Regions from separate parts of the Mus musculus genome. Here region 1 is linked to region 2. The links are chromatin loops, found by intact Hi-C in ENCODE. Cell type or tissue: left cerebral cortex. All regions are shown on one strand.

What was found. A loop is a pair of places that touch in the nucleus more often than their neighbours do. Peaks named below come from ENCODE experiments on the same cell type or tissue, not always from the same donor. Only the 100,000 strongest peaks of a DNase experiment are listed, where the experiment ranks them.
Region 1: it touches region 2 in a loop (7-fold over the local background); 27 of 42 quality-filtered maps call a loop at or near these places.

The regions. Positions count from the first base shown.
Region 1 is chr12:105,100,715-105,108,714 of GRCm38, forward strand. Gm31829 (a long non-coding RNA gene) reads right to left here and starts at 2,277. Exons shown (of 3, transcript XR_872956.2): 1 at 1,406-2,277; 2 at 203-517. In left cerebral cortex, a CTCF peak has its summit at 3,535 (motif pointing left); DNase peaks (open chromatin) are centred at 2,373 and 3,525.
Region 2 is chr12:105,046,720-105,054,719 of GRCm38, forward strand. Gm31884 (a long non-coding RNA gene) reads left to right here and starts at 1,185. Exons shown (of 3, transcript XR_872957.1): 1 at 1,185-1,332; 2 at 4,853-4,935; 3 at 5,650-6,738. In left cerebral cortex, a CTCF peak has its summit at 4,361 (motif pointing right); a DNase peak (open chromatin) is centred at 4,375.

The DNA.
Region 1 (8,000 bases), 54 kb after region 2:
GAAAGACACTTGACCCCAAGCCTAATGGCCTCAGTTTGATTGTGGGGGTCACATGGTGGCAGGAGAGAACTGACCCCTGAGGCTGTCCTTTGACCCCACATGCATGCGTGCACACAGACCCACCCACATACATACATGCATATACATGCAGACATGCACACACACGATCACATACAAGTGGAAAAGAATAAAGTAAGCCTACCGCTCATGTCACCACAGGCGGCCGTATGAAGGGGGGAGGTACAGAGGTGAGACCGGAGTTGACAGCTGCTGGTCACTGCACCTGGTCATCTTTGCCTCTGTAAAGACAGCCTTACCAGGTGGGCCTCTTCCTCCAGCTGACAGACAAAGCCAGAGATCACACCTGCCGGGATCCCCTTGATGTGTGTGATGAGGGAAGAGCAGGTTCGGAGGTCTTTTTCTATAGTTTCATCCACCTCTGAGACCTTTGAAGCATTTTTATAATCCATATTCTCTGGAAAAATTTTTAATTTCATCTGTACTGCTGGGAGCCTTCCTGGAGGAAGAAAAATGCTGATTTAAACAATACCGGATCATTGTGAAGTATGAAATTCATTTTGTGGGTGTCAGGCATGTTCTGTGAGCAGTTGAGACTCCTGGAAATAATGAACAAAGCCCACAGCTCACAGAACAAGGGGCCTTAGCCATCACAGGTTGAGCTGTGGTTCCCCAAGCCCAAAGACACTCCCCCCTCCCTCGTCCTCCCCACTCCCACTCAGCTCGAAGGCTTTCAGAGTTAAGATGCGTTTATCTTCATCCTCAGGGGTGCAATGTAGCCATTGCACCTCCTAACTGAAGGAGGTTCACACATTTGTATCTGGAGCTGGTAGCCCCCGAGCCCAAGGCGAGTCCTTTGGCATGTGAGACCCTTTTCTCTTTATGAGCCTTGTCCAAAGTGATGGAGGGCTGTTTCAGAAAACGGAATTGGCTGGCACGGTATCAGGATGAAGCAGTGCGTAGGATTAGAATCTGGATGGTGCGTGGAATTGGGAGCTACATCGAGAGGAAAATGAAGGTCCTTCCTCAGCACTTAGGAGGCATCATCTTGGGGGGGGGTGCCCCACCCTCAGCCCCTCATGGGAGGAGTGAAGGCAGAGGCTGGCTCTCCTGGGGTTTGGAGAGGCCAGAAGCACACGCAGTGTTCAGTGCTGACTTGTGTTGCCCCCAGCATCTCGCTGTAGCCACGGGACAGACTCTGGGGCGTTTCCTCACACATCAGATCTGGCCACGCAGCCCCAGAAAGCAAAAGGCCAGAGTTACAGAAAGCCAAGAAGAGATTTTAAGGGTGAGGTGAGGCCTCTCAGCCTACCGTCAGGGCCCTGACATGGGTTAAAAGGAGGGATGAGGGTCAGGGCAAGGGGGAGGGATGCAGGTGTGTGTGTACCTGAGGATCCTTGGTTACCAAGTGGTCCAGTTGATCACGGAGTTCCCAAGCTGCAGAGTGAAGAAGGATGTCCTTGATGTTTGTGAGGACAACTCTGCTCCCATGTATCTGTCAATGAAGCCCTGAAGTTGATGAATCCAAGATGGCTGCAGGCTCAGGACAATGCCTGGAGACTCCCAGGCAGCTGACATAAAACACCCCATTTCCCTGGTTGTGGAATCGTCAGTTTCAAAGGGGCTGAGGTGGGTGAGGAGCCTGCCGCTTTAGACAGACACTCCTTATGAGATCAGTGCGCCCATCTGAAGAGTTCAGAGGGATTGTTGCCTGAAGCTGAGAGACAAAGCAGATAGATGCACAATGCAGGCAGAGAGCTCAGGCCTCTGCCCACTTTCAGTTGCCTTCTGGGACAGATGACAAGTCCTTTTTCAGAGAAGCAGTTGTCAAGGGTTCTATGCTACCAGCAAGTAGTGTGGAGTCTTGCATACTGTAGATATCAAGGAAATCTAGGCACCACTGAGTACAATGCTCAGTGGACGGGTCTCTATGCAGACTCTAACCAGGCAGGACTCACCTCCCTGGGCATCCAAGAGGCACCCGTGATGCCCACCCTCCTCAGAAGACCCTGCTTAGGAGAAGTCTATGAGGAGTTTCTATCTCTTGAATCCAGGGACTGTGAGGGGAGCCCGGACGTCTGCTTAGGTTTTCCTTATGGCTCCTGGGTCTGTTTAAATTTATTTTGTTGCTGAGGATTGAACCTGGGGTTTTACATCTGCTAAAATATAGAAAAGGATGCTGAAACTCAATCAGGAAAGAACCATACAACCTAACAGTCGTACTCGTGGGCAGACAGGAGCTGGCACGTCAGTAAAGATGAGGTATGGATGGCAGTGGAGAACCTGTAAGCATGCGCAGCTGCAGCAACCGGGAGGAAATGCAAATTAAAGCTAGGAGACAGCACACCTGTCAGAATGCTAGAAGCAAAGAGCTGCTGAGCTGCTGCCAGATACTGGCAAGAGTGAGCAGGGAGCAGGCACAGTCACGTGGGCACCACTGTCAGGAAGAGGGAGAGCACCTTGGAAAACAGCTAGACAGCTTTCATGAATAAAACATCCCTTCATTATTCTCAAACAAATCCTGGCGTAGTGACTCTCAGCCTTCCTAACGCTGCAACCCTTTAATACAGCTCCTCATGTTGTGGTGACTCCCCCCGCAACCGCAATATTATTTTTATTGCTACTTCATAGCTGTAATTTTGCAACTGTTATGAACTGTAATGTAAATATCTATGTTTTTTGATGGTCTTAGGAGACCCCCTTCCGTTGAAAGGGTCATCTGACCCCCCACAGGGGTTGTCACCTACAGGTTGAGGACCACTGTTCTAGTGGCTTTATTCAGAGCAGAAGTTGGGAACTGCTCAGGTTTCTTCGGCAGAGGAAGGGTTAAATGGGGGCAATCAGAACCATGGGATGCTGTTTACAGCAAAAAAGACCGAAGTATTGACAGCTACAACATGGATAAATCTCTAGCGAGTTGTGCTGAATGGAGAATGTCCCCAAAGAAGACCAGCTTTACAGCTCCATTTCATGGCAATTTTGAAACAATGACATTTTAGAAATGTCAATTAGATTAGCGCTTCTCAGGGGCTAGAGAGTGGGACGGCGGTGGCTCTGGAGGTCACAGCAACACTCAAGGGGTCCGTCAGATGAAGTTATACCAGAAAAGGGTATTGCATCCCCTGGAGCGGGAGTTACAGGTGGTTGTGATATGAGTCCCCCTAAAGAGCACCATGAACTCTTAACTGCTGGGCCATCTCTCCAGCCCCACTAAAATCTTTTGTAAGGGAGACGTAACATATAATATTCATGTTTTTATCAGGGATTACATCATGCTTTTCTTAAACATTCTGTAGCCTTTTCCATGTGGTCTTTCCCCCATCTCTCTCCGTTCTAAATCTCGTTGCTCTAATGTCTATAATGTTTGCACTTAGGTCATTTCATGGGATGCTCTCCCAGAAGTGGAGTCAGAGGGTTGGAAACATGCCCCTGAGGCTCCTAATGTAGGATTTCAAGTGGCTTTCTAAAGAGCTCTGCTGGTGCTGCGTTCACAGCAGAAGTGTGTGCGCCCCCTGGTGGTTCTTTGGTTTGTGCTGCCTGGAGAGGGTCTTGAAAAATGAGCTGCCCTAACAGACCCATTGAGCAGGACTCTGGAGAGTCCTACTCCTGTCTACCAATGTCTAGAAGCAATCCAGATGAAGAGAAGGGAGATGAGTTGATCTTTTAGGTTTTTCTAAGTGGCCTCTTTGTCCTCAGGTTCTTAACAAGGTCCTGGATCCCAGGAGGTCTTGGACCTTGACAAGATCGGGTGGCTTCGGAACTGTGTAAGCTTTGTATTAGCCCACTTCGGTTACAAAACTGTCAAATTTATTTCCTTATAGTTTTGGAAGTGAAGTCTAAAATCAAGGTCCAGGAGGGTTCTGTACCTCTCTTGCAGACATTTGTCCTCTCATAGTGTCCTTACCTGGCCTTTCCTCTATGAATGTGTCTGGACACACACACACACACACACACACACACACACACTCCCCTCTTTATGTAAGGACTCTTACCCCATTGGTTCAGACCTCTGTCCTTAGGAGTCTATTTAATCTTAATTACTCCATAAAAGTGCTATCTCCACAAGCAGTCACATTGCAGGGTAGAGTTTCAATATGACTTCTGGGGCTCACAAATATTCAGTCCTAGCAGGCATCCTGATCTCGGGGAGGCAATTTGAGTGTAGAAGAGAAGAGCTAAGTAGCTTCCTCACTCAGGAGGACCAAAGGTGAAGAAAGTCAAAGGTCACCCTTCATCTTTTGGGAAAATATTCCACAGGTCCAGGTGTTGAGCTCCAGGCCAGCCTCTGATGATACAGAAATGGAGGCATCATTTTTGTTCTCCCAGTGGAAAAGATACTGTCTTAGTCAGAGTTTCTATTCCTGCACAAACATCATAACCAAGAAGCAAGTTGTGGGGGGAAAGGATTTATTCAGCTTACACTTCCACATTGCTGTTCATCACCAAAGGAAGTCAGGACTGGAACTCAAGCAGGTCAGGAAGCAGGAGCTGATGCAGAGGCCATGGAGGGATGCTGCTTACTGGATTGCTTCCCCTGGCTTGTTCAGCTTGCTTTCTTATAGAACCCAGGCATTTCCTCAAGGGAGGCTCCTTTCTCCGTGATGGCTCCAGCGTGTGTCAAGTTGACACACAACACCAGCCAGTACAGACACACTGAGAACATTTTCAAATCTCGTACAGCCGTCTGTATTGAAGTAGGGTACAAGCCTGGTGCTATAGGAAACCATAGGATTGTGGGGAAAGAGGATTCAGGGGAGACCTTCTGGAATACAGAAGCAGGGTAGAGTCCATCTGATGGAGGTCACATGCAAGAGGAGACATAACAGTCAAGACATGGGGATGCATTTGTGTGAGGTGATGGCCAGAGCTCATTGCAGAAACTCCCAGGCACTGAGTCAGGACCAATATGTCTGAGGCAGCTTGCATGTGAGGGTCAAGCAATCCTTTGGCCATCCAAAAAAATGTTTTGCCATATCCTAAAAATAATGGACGTCCATTGGGAGTGTTTGTTTGTTTGTTGTTTTGGGCAAAATGTCAGATGATATTAGGCTTGGGTAATGCCTTTCTGGGCGCAGAATGGAGGGTGAGTCTGAAGAGATAACACAAATGCAAGTGAATATCAGTCAACCCATGGGTAGTTCCAGAGATGAGAGGTGGGAGCCAAAGCTAGGGATGTGGTGGGGCACTCACAGATGCTCTGCAGGGAAGCAGCAGCAGCAGCAGCAGTACCAGCAGGAGCAGCAGCAGCAGCGCCTTGTTACACTGTGAGCTGAACAGCAGGGTACAAGGCATGTATGATTTGTCCCATGTGCCTGACCAGTTTGAGGGGCTTAGTAAGTGTTGTTGACTTGTGGATGAAGAAGTTTGGTGGAACCGTAGAATGCCACAAGCATTCTACAGTCTATGCATGACTGAGAGCAGACATTTCTCTGGCAGCTGACCTTGAGCTTGGTACCAATCCCAAGATGGTGGCTATCTTCCATCCATACCTGTATATCTTGGCCATAGCTATGTGTATTGATATTGAGAGTGCCTGTCCTTAATTTTGAACTGGTCACAGCACCTGTAGCTACCCCATTAATCGGTCAAATCTCTAACTTGTTGTTTTTATGCACAAGCATATTTTTTTAATGAGCTTGTTTGTTTGTTTGTTTGTTTGTTTTCAAGACAGGGTTTCTCTATGTAGCCCTGGCTGTCCTAGAACTTGCTCTGTAGACTGGGCAGTCTTGGATTCAGAAATCTGCCTGCCACTGCCTCCCATGTTGGGAGTAAAGGCTCAAATTTATTAAGCTGCTCAGCTGAAACTTCTCTGTCTCTCTGGTTTTTTGAATGAAATTTATCTTTTAATGCACGTTTTTCTCTTCTTTTCCTGAAGTACATTTTCCTAGTAGCTTCTTAAGAGAGACGAAGAGTCCCCCTGAGTCCTCGCTTGCCTGCAGACCTTCCACTTTACCCTCATCTGCATCATGTAACTGGATTTTGGGGTCCAGGGTAACTGGACCCTCCTCCAGATCTTGAAGGCATTGTTCATCTTGTAGCACACAGTGCTGCTTTTAAAATTGTTTATTCATTTATATTTAATCTGTATGGTGTTCTGTCTGCATTTATGTCTGTGTACTATATGCATGAAGTACCCTCAGAGACCAGAAGGCACCAGGTCCCCTGGAACTGGAGTTTCAGTCAGCTGTGAGCTGCCACATGGGTGCTGGGAATCAAACCTGGGTTCTCTGGGAGAACCAGCCAGCTCTTACCACCGAGCCGTCTCTCCAGCCTTTAAACCTGATAGTGAGAGTTTTGATCTCCGCATCCTCCTCTTCTTCCTCCTCTCCCTACTTTCTCTTCCCCTCATCCTCCATCTCCTTCTCCTTTCCCGAATCCTTCTTATTGAAGGTGGTCCTAGAGACAAGCTGGCCTTGAACTCTATGACCAGGCAGGTCTTGAACTTGTGACCCTCCTGCTTCAGTCAGCCGAGTAGCTAGATTACAAGTCTGAACACCAAGCCCAGTCAAGGTTTTTGTTGTTTTGTTTTGTTTTTCCTTAATGTGACTCATTTTGTTTTTCTTCAAGGAGAGTGACATGTAAGGGTCTTAGGACAGTGTTTGGAATTTAGTAAAATATGATTAATTCTTAGCCATTATGATTGAGTTTTTAAAATTTGCCGTTTTACTCTGGTATATGTCTAGCCACTATGCTACTTAAGAGAGTGGAGCCCCAGTTTCCTGGAGCACTTTATAGTAAATCTGCCTACCTGTCTCTCTCTCCATCTATCCACCCACCCACCCACTTATCTATCCAATCTTTCTTACTGGTCTCTAGAGATCCCTAAAACAGGTATCAAACTGTATTTCTCACTGGGGATCCCTGCTGCCGGCGAGCAGATGGCTTGCCTATTTGTTTGTTTGTTTGCTTGTATTTTGAGACAGAGTCTCACACAGTCCATCCTGGCCTTGAACTCACTATGTAGGCAAGGACACTCTTTAAGCTTCCAGCCCTCTTAGCTCCTCCTCCAGAGTGTGCGGTTTATAGGCTTGTTCTACCACGCCTGGCTTTATGTGGTGCTCAGCGTTGAGCCAGGGTTTGTTTGGTGCATGTTAGGCAGGAGCTCTAACCACTGAGCTACACCCCAGCCTCAAGGGAAGCTTCTTTTCATGACTACCCTAGGTGTGTCTGAGGGAGGGGCAGGGCTTCCCATCCTGTAGGATGGAGAGAGGTCTCCAGGCACACACTTCCCCTCCCTCCGGACTCTCTCCTCCTCTCCCTTGTTGGACAGATGTGTTTCCATGGTGCCTCTTGAGAGGGGAGGGAATGGTGTATGCTTTACTTGGATAGTTAGGGGAAGGTACCTAGGTTTCTAACTGGTGGCTTTTTGCTGATTCTTAGTACAAGGTCTCAGTGCTGGGTGTTCCCAGACTGGGGTCTATCTCCTGAGGACTTTGCCAGACCGGGATGTTCTGTGGATGCTTCCAGACTGGGGTCTCCTAAGGATGTTCCCAGACTGGGATCTCTTAAGGAATGTTCCCCATACCTATTCTAGTTGTCTCTACCTCCCGAGACCTGTCACCATGTCCTGTGCGTGCACCTCCCCTTCCCTTCCCTTCCCTTCCCTCCCCTTCCCTCCCCTCACCTCCCTCCCTCCCTCCCTCCCTCCCTCCCTCCCTCCCTCCCTCCCTCCCTCCCTCCCTCCCTCTCTCCCTTCCTTCCTCCCTTCCTCCCTTCCCCTGTTCTAAGACAACCACAAATGCCCTGGGTGCTTTGATCCACTGTCTACCAGTGCCGCGCTCAACCTTCCCTGTCCCTACATGCTGACAACCTTTGGTTCTATCTTTCTGCAAGACTGTGGGAACCGAGTGGCCACAGGTCTGGGAAGCAGAGCTGAGGAGGAAGCTGTTGCCACGTGGGGTAGGAGACAGGAGCGAGAAGGGGCTACTCTCCATCCCTGGGGAGGTGCTAATGTGGGGGTCTGGGAGAGGGGGCAAAGGAGG
Region 2 (8,000 bases):
CTCAAATTAACTGGCAATCTGTTCTAATCTTCTGACTCCTTCCCGTTCTCTGGCTCCTGTATTCACTTACAACCTGTCTCCGTAAAACTGTCCTAGTAAAACTGCCTCCTCTCTCTGGGACTCTCTTAGTTACCTCTCCTCTCTGCTCTCTTAAATAGCGTCTCTTTCCTGTCCTGAAACATATCTCTGACACGCTCTGTCAGATTTCTCTCTGGTTCATCACTTTGTCTGCCCCTCAATTAGATTCCACTATCAAATCTGTCTCCTTCCTTCTATAAACTAACCTTACTTTCATTGTTTGGGATTAAAGGTGTGTATTAAGGAAGTGTCTGTATTCCAGCCGTACCATACTGTAATCCAGAATGTGTCTGCATTCCAGCTGGATCATAAAGACCTAGAAGGTCTTTGGATGTGATCCCTTGCCAGAGCAGCCATGTAGAGGATTAAAATTCCTCTACAGGGAACACCATAATCACTTGCCCTGAGCTGCTGAGCACAGGACCAGGGTGTCCCATACTCTCTTGGTACTTAGCTTCTGCTTCAGGCCCTGTGATGCTCCTGGGAGCTAGGAAGGCTATTGGAGGTGTGTTCAGTTATGTTTAAGGATGAAGGAAGCAAGGAAGGCTAGTCACCCCTGGCTGGATGCACACAGGTGGCGTTGTGGGCCTCCTTGAATGCTTTTGATGGGCATGTGTTCTTTTGGGGATCCTGTACCGAGAAAGTTTCCGCAGTAAGGGCTCTAGAGAGGAATGGGTGGCCACAGGGCTAACACTTGCACCCTCCCAGGGTCTTGCGCGCACCGGACTGGCCAGCAGTAACGACGCTGCAACAGGATCCTTCTGTACATGTTTATTGGGAGAGCTTGATTGCAGAGGCGAAGAGACCCCAAGCCCAGAACTGGTGCTGCTTATATAGGCCTAGGAGAGGCGTGTCTCACACCCGGATTGGTTATGCACTAAGCCTCATTTGCATGTTCCTCATCTGATTGGCTTCTCTCTCTCTCTCTCTCTCTCTCTCTCTCTCTCTCTCTCTCTGTACCTCACAGAGCCTCATTATCATACCTCATTTGCATGTCTCACATCTGATTGGTTATACTCCCAAAGCCTCATTATCATGCCCGGGCCAGGCAGTGTCTTTGCAAAAAACTTTACTGCATATGTACACATTGGTTGTTTGTCCAAACTTATGCGTGGTGGCCAGCAGTAGTCAGTGCCACTCTGCAACGGCACATGTGGCTTCCCACACCAGGGGAGCAGCGCAAGGATGTGCATCTTTAGGACCTACAGGGAGGAGACACTGGGGGTGGCTGCCTGAGGAAATGACCGCTTCCAGGTACGGTTCATCAGTAGGGTTTCATTATAGATATGAGGGAGAGTACAGCCAGGGGCATCTGGAGGAGTCCAGAGCAGAGAGGGAAAGGGGACTGACCATGCCTAGCAGGTTGAACTTGGGCATGAGAGGAGAGAGAGAGAATGATAGAGGAGGAGAAGGAGACCACCAAGGACAGGACCCCAAAATAGGGTTATAAGGAGAAATGGGGGGTGGGTTCCTGAGCTGGAGAAGTTGAGCTCAAACTGGAGAAGAGGCAAGACAAGTTGGGTACCCATGATCCTGAGGGAGCCTGCTGGCCAGCACGCACATTGCTGTTCTAATGGGCATCCCAGAGAGCCATTTGTCCCTTCTGCCCCAGATAAGGGAGTGGGCACCTTTGTTAGAAGGGGTTTCATAAGCTCCCGAGGAATGCCGGCTTTTGTCCAACTGCGGGAGTTTGGGGAGTGGAGTTTCCTTTGTCCTCTCATCCGGATGTCTCTCTGCCTACCGTGAGTTAGCAGCCTGATGCCTGCCTGTGAAGCAATCTCCCACTGACTTCAGGAAGCGATGGTATGAGCCAGGCACCGGGCGTGGACAGTCAGGGTCCAGCGGGGCTTGGAGCGCTCCCAGCCTGCGCACATCAGTGAAGGAGGCACAGTCATGGTCTCCTCCCAGAGCTGATCTCGTGCCAGAGCACCTGATCAGAGGGCACTTATGGCTGAAGGCCTGAATCTGGTCTATCAGTGTGGTCTCAGGGCGGCAATAGCCAGCAGCTGAGCTCAGAGACCCGACTCCATTAAGAGTCGTGGGTGCGCCCCAGTGTGTGGGTGCTCAACTTGTGCATGTAGCAGCTCAGACCTGGGGTCTGCTCTTAGCCCTCCTTCCTGCATACTGACACTCATCTGACTCTCTTTACTCGGAGAAGTCTTACTTACTACCCTGGCTGGAGAGTCAGCCCCTACTGCTCTTGCAGAACTCCAGTGTTAACTTTTGTGGCTTGATTCCGTCATGACGTGCACCCATACCTAAGCCAAGCTCGCCTATGTGAACCCTGGTGCGTGTGTTTGAACACAGGCATGCACAGTCAGTCTACGGGCACGCATGCATTTGGGTATCATCTAAAACATTTACAATGATGTGGGTGTTTCACCTGGCTTTCTGAGCAGGCTTTCTGGAGTCATGTTGCATCTTGTTAGGTAGAGTAAGTGTTCTTCTGGGCCCAGCAGAGACAAAGGCTAGGGAAAGGGGGGCCTGGACAAAGAACAAAAGCCAGTTCAGGCACTTCCCTTGTAAGGCAGTTATGGGGACATAGAACTGAGACGCAAAGTGTTGATCAATATCGGATTTCTGACGGGGTTGAAGACTGGTAGTCTCGTAGCCAGCCTAAGCTGTTTATTGTTGAGAAAAATGATACAGAACTGAGAGGATGGTTTTCAAACGGCATACAATCTAAAGCCAGGACATTAGCCAGGCGCAGAACTATAGTCTTTTAAGTTAGGATAGAGGACAGCGTTCAATTTTATCGACAAAAATGTTGGGCTGGGTGTTAGGTCTTAATACCATATAATATACAAGATGGTAATAGTTGTGTTCAATTTATATTTTGAGAGAAAGTTTTTTTTTTTTAATTAAACAGAAAGGGTGAAATGTTGCAGGATTTTCTCTGTCCAATCACATTAGGGCAGTGGCAGGCCTGTGATTGGACAGGAAAAGGGAGGCGGAGCTAGGAGTTGGGGAGACAGGTGGTGGAGGGGAAGAAAGAGAACAGAGGCGGATGTGGTGTTATCTAAAGGTTACAATAATTGGGTTAAAGCTTTATCATTATCAATTGGCTCTGAAATTACTGTATTGGCGTCTTGTAAAATGTGATATTATTAATACATAAATCTAATTGGTTAACTGTAAGCTTAATTCTACTGGATAATTAGGTGTCGAGATGGCTAAGCAGGGGTGCCTGGGGGCAGTGCGCCGAAGCAAGAGGAACACGGGGCCCCTGTCCTAGAAATGGCTGGGCGGGAGCCCTGTGACCTCGCGGAGTCAGAGAGTTGGACGGGCGAGAGATGGAGCAAGTGAGATCATCTGGCCTGGGGGCTAGCTCCAGAGAGTTGGTGGCAGCGGCAGGAGCGAGGGAGAGTTGGCTGGTTCTTTATTTATTTATTTTTTATTTTTTTATTTTTTTGGTTTTTCGAGACAGGGTTTCTCTGTGTAGCCCTGGCTGTCCTGGAACTCACTTTGTAGACCAGTCTGGCCTCGAACTCAGAAATCCGCCTGCCTCTGCCTCCCAAGTGCTGGGATTAAAGGCGGGCGCCACCACGCCCGGCTCGGCTGGTTCTTTTTAAAAATATTTCCGGCAACAATCGGCTTACTTTTTGGGGAAGGATTAAGGCAGAGAACGTCAGTATTGTGCCAACTTGCCTCATGGTGCTTGGGAACTTAGCTCCTGTCTTACATAATCCCTGGGTCCCTCAGGTCAGGTAACCGAGCTTTCTTTGGTGACAGAAAACATTGGTGTGAATGACTCCATGTGGCTTCTTCATGGTTTGGAAGCCCAGGGAGGGAGCCCAGGCCAAGCCGGCAGCCTTCTGCAGTAGTTCTTGTTTAACAAAATAAGTGTGTGTGTGTGTGTGTGTGTGTGTGTGTGTGTGTAATGGCACAGCTAGGCCTTCACTGCACAGAACTTACAGAAGAGCAGTAAACATGTCTGTCTTGTCTCATTAGGAATCGATATACATATTTTAAGTAATTAAAAATTGTTTCTAGGCAGTAGTGGCACACCTTTAATCCCAGCTTTGGGAGGCAGAGGCAGGCAGATCTGAGTTGGAGGCCAGCCAGGTCTACTTAGGGAGTTCCAGGATAGCTAGGGCTACACAGAGAAATCCCATCTCAGGGGGAAAAAAGAAAACCCTAAAAGAAAAAGAAAATTTAAAAAGTTTAATTCTAGGTGGATTAATACTTACATAGTTTTAATTTGATCCACCAAAATAGAAGATCAATGGAATATTTCAAGGGTGTCTGAGATGCTTGGGTCTGGTGTCACGGGGTGTCATACCATAGAATACCAGAAGATGGCGCCATTGGTTCCAAAATGAGCCCTCGTCTGCTCAGGTGGCTCCCACCTGGCTCTCTTTCTGCAGTTGGTATATTAAGACACATTTCTTAGAACACTTTATGTGAAAAGCAAATCAGGCCACTTTTCATTTTCCCCTGAAGCACATCTGTGTTTCCTCTCATGGAAGCAGATCTTGCTCTGAGACGATTGGGGAGCAGGGAGTGGGTTTTGATATCAGTTTCATCAGAAATGCATGGTATGTCTCAGGCATTGTAACAGACCAGTGTCTGGTTTTCTCTCCGGGCTGAGAGTTGTTCTGGGGACAGGGGAGGAAGGTTGTGGATGGAAAACTGGCTGCTGCTTAATGTGAATAAGTTACTCAAGTTCTCTGGGCCTCAGTTTCCTGACCTGTACAATGAAAGATGGTTGATAGCTCCTGTTAAAGACTGCTCCAGAGACAAAGGCAATAAAGAGCATCTGCTTTTCTTACAGCAACAGCAAGCACCGAGGTTTATAGAGAAGAGTAGAGGGCGAAGAGAGGAGCCTGGGTACTGGGCAGAGCCAGCTTCTATTAGGTAAGGTAGGATAGCTGGAATTCACAGTGTTCTTCCCCAGGGGTTACAATACATGTGGCCACAGAGGTTAGGTATGGAGACATAGTAAGGGTCTCCCTAAAAAGGGAAGTAGACTAGGTAGTTATGGGTGGACAGGGACACACACACACACACACAGGGACACACACCTACACACATGGATACACACACAGTGACACACACAGATATAGACACACACAGACATGCACAGGGACACACACACACATGGACTCACACACAGGGACACATACACACTTGGATAGACACACACACATGGACACACACACACAGGGAGACACACAGATACAGGCACACAGACATGCACAGGGACACACATGCACACACATAGAGACACACACACACACACACACACACATACACATAGGGACACAGACTCAGCAGGAATGGAAGGGTCAGTGGAGCAGGGAGGGAGGGGGAGGGGGGAGAAAGGAAGTGAATACAAGTAGGGCTGCTAATATTTAAGACCATATGAGGGGTTGTGGGAAAACCTGATATAGTAGGCGTTTCTTAAATATATATACACATATGGGAGAAACCTAGATTGGAGTCATCAAATAATGGGGGAGACAAAGCCCCAACTAGACACCAAAGGAAACCTCTAGTGGGTTACATCTAATTGAGTTGTTGGCCAAAGCGGTCCCATGGAAACCCCAAATAACCCAAACTGTCAACAAGACTATTGGTTTCTCTCCACACGATGATGGTTACGGCCCTACTGCTGAAGACAACACCCACAGAAACCTATCGCTTTCACCCCTACTGATGAGTGTTTATGGTTCTGGAAACTACTCTGCACACTGTCAGAGGAGAAAGATAAAGAGCAGCCCAGCTACAAACAAACCCTGCAACCTACCATGGTGACCAGCCTACAAGAGACGCATTCTGGTGCATTCATGGTACAAACCATCCTCTATCTGACTGGCATCCAGGCTCAGTCCATGAGCCGACGGGACCCATGCTCAACACTGTCTGTGTGGCCACGAACCTGAGCCTGGTAAGCCGTGGACCAGTGTTCTGCTAAAGGAGTGTAGCAATAAAAATGACTTCTAATAACGTCCCTTGGTCCTCATAGATCAGTGTCTTGCTCAGCCAAGATCAGAAAAGTTTTCTCCTGCAGCATATGGGAACATAGAGACCCACAACTGGACAATGTGCAGGGAGTGGAGACCTGGGAACACTCAATCCTAAATGGGGTGTTTCTATCAAATCGCTCCCCTCAGGGCTCGGGGAACCCTATGGATGAGGAGGTGGAAAGATGGTCAGGGCCAGAGAGGCTAGAGACCACCAGGAAACAGTGTCTTCCAGATACGACGGGACACACATGCATGCACTCACGCATGCACACAGGATCACACAAGCTGAGGCAGCATGCACAGCTGAGAGGAAGTAGACACAAGTCCCATCCCTAACCTGGATGCTGTCTCCAATTAATAACTTCTCTCAAAGGGAAAATTAGTTTTCTCCAAGGGAGTCTCACTGGGTATACAAACTGCTCCTCAGGGCTGTCCCAGCCCGGCAGTCGATGGCCAACAGAAAGCTAACTCAGAAGTATTTGGGAGGTTTTCTTTGTCTCACAATGCTTTCTCTGGCCCATTTGTTTGTCCGTTTGTTTGTTTGTTGTTGTTTTTAGCCTTACAGATCTTTTATTTATATATTATGGTTTCTGATTTTTGTTTGTACAGAGTTTCTGCGTGAGTCTCAGTGTCTGTACGCGTTCCGTGTGCTTTTTCCTTGGTTCCTTTTTTTTTCTTTTTCCCTATTCTGGCTTGTTTCTCCGTTTTTGTTTTTTTGTTTTTTGTTTGTTTGTTTGTTTGTTTTTGGTTTTTTCGCTCCGTTTGTTTTTATCTTAGTTATTATTATTATTATTATTATTATTTTTTTTTTTAGATGTCTAATATTCTAATGAAAGAGAAAGAGCATGTGGATTTGGGGGTGGGTGGGTGCATGAGTGGAGATGTAAGGGGGTCTGGGAGGCGTTGAGGAAGAAGAAACTGTAGTCAGAATATAATACAGGAAAAAAATTTTCAATGTTAAAAAAAGGTATTCTGCCTGAGGGCTACAAGCAAGTTATCCAAGACTGTGGCCCCAGATGTTTAGAAATCTCCTAAGAACCTGCTAGTCCACCCGTGTCATATCCAGGACAGTCTGTTCCTACATAGTCACCCCCGCCCCGCCTCCCGGGGAGGGGTTTCCAGGGTGCCACTGGTTCTGCAGTGCTGCTGAGATCTTCCATCCAAGGGTTCCTTCCCCCCCCCCGCCCCCTCCCGAGACAGGGTTTCTCTGTGTAGCCCTGGCTGTCCTAGAACTCACTCTGTAGACCAGGCTGGCCTCGAACTCTGAAATCCGTCTGCCTCTGCCTCCGGAGTGCTGGGATTAAAGGCGTGTGCCACCATGTCCGGCGGGTCCGTTCTTCCAAGACTCATCTTAAAGAATAGGTGTGAAGAAGATTTGGAAAATGTGGTTTCAATGAAAATGCCTGCCCCCCTACCCCGTAGATTCAGAGAGTGGCGCGATTAGGAGGTGTGGCCTTCTTGGAGGAAGTGCGTCACTGGGGGCGGGCTTTGGGGTTGCGAATGCTCAAGTATGGACCTCTTTCTGCCACCTGCTGATCTGGATGGCTACCTCTCCAGAGCCATGTCTGCCAAAGTGCCACCGTGCTTCCCACCGTCATGGTAATGGGCTAAGCCTCTGAAAACCGTAAGCCAGCCGCAATAAAATGTTGTCCTTCATAGGAGTTGCTGTGGTCACGGTGTCTCTTCCCATGATAGAACATTTACTAAGCGAGAAGCGGGATATATGTGTGTGTTGAACATCTCCTGTAGGCTTATTGTCCAAAGACAGTGCTGAGTCTAGGAGCTGGTTGAAACCAGTCCTGTGGTTTCAGATTTAGGCACAGAGCTGAAAAGGGGATGGTCACTGGGGATATTGAAGAGCTGAATTGACAGTTTATATTATTAGAAATGTGGTTAGCATCAGTCTCCTTCGGAGCTACTGTGAACATTAAATGAGATAGTACAATTTAAAAT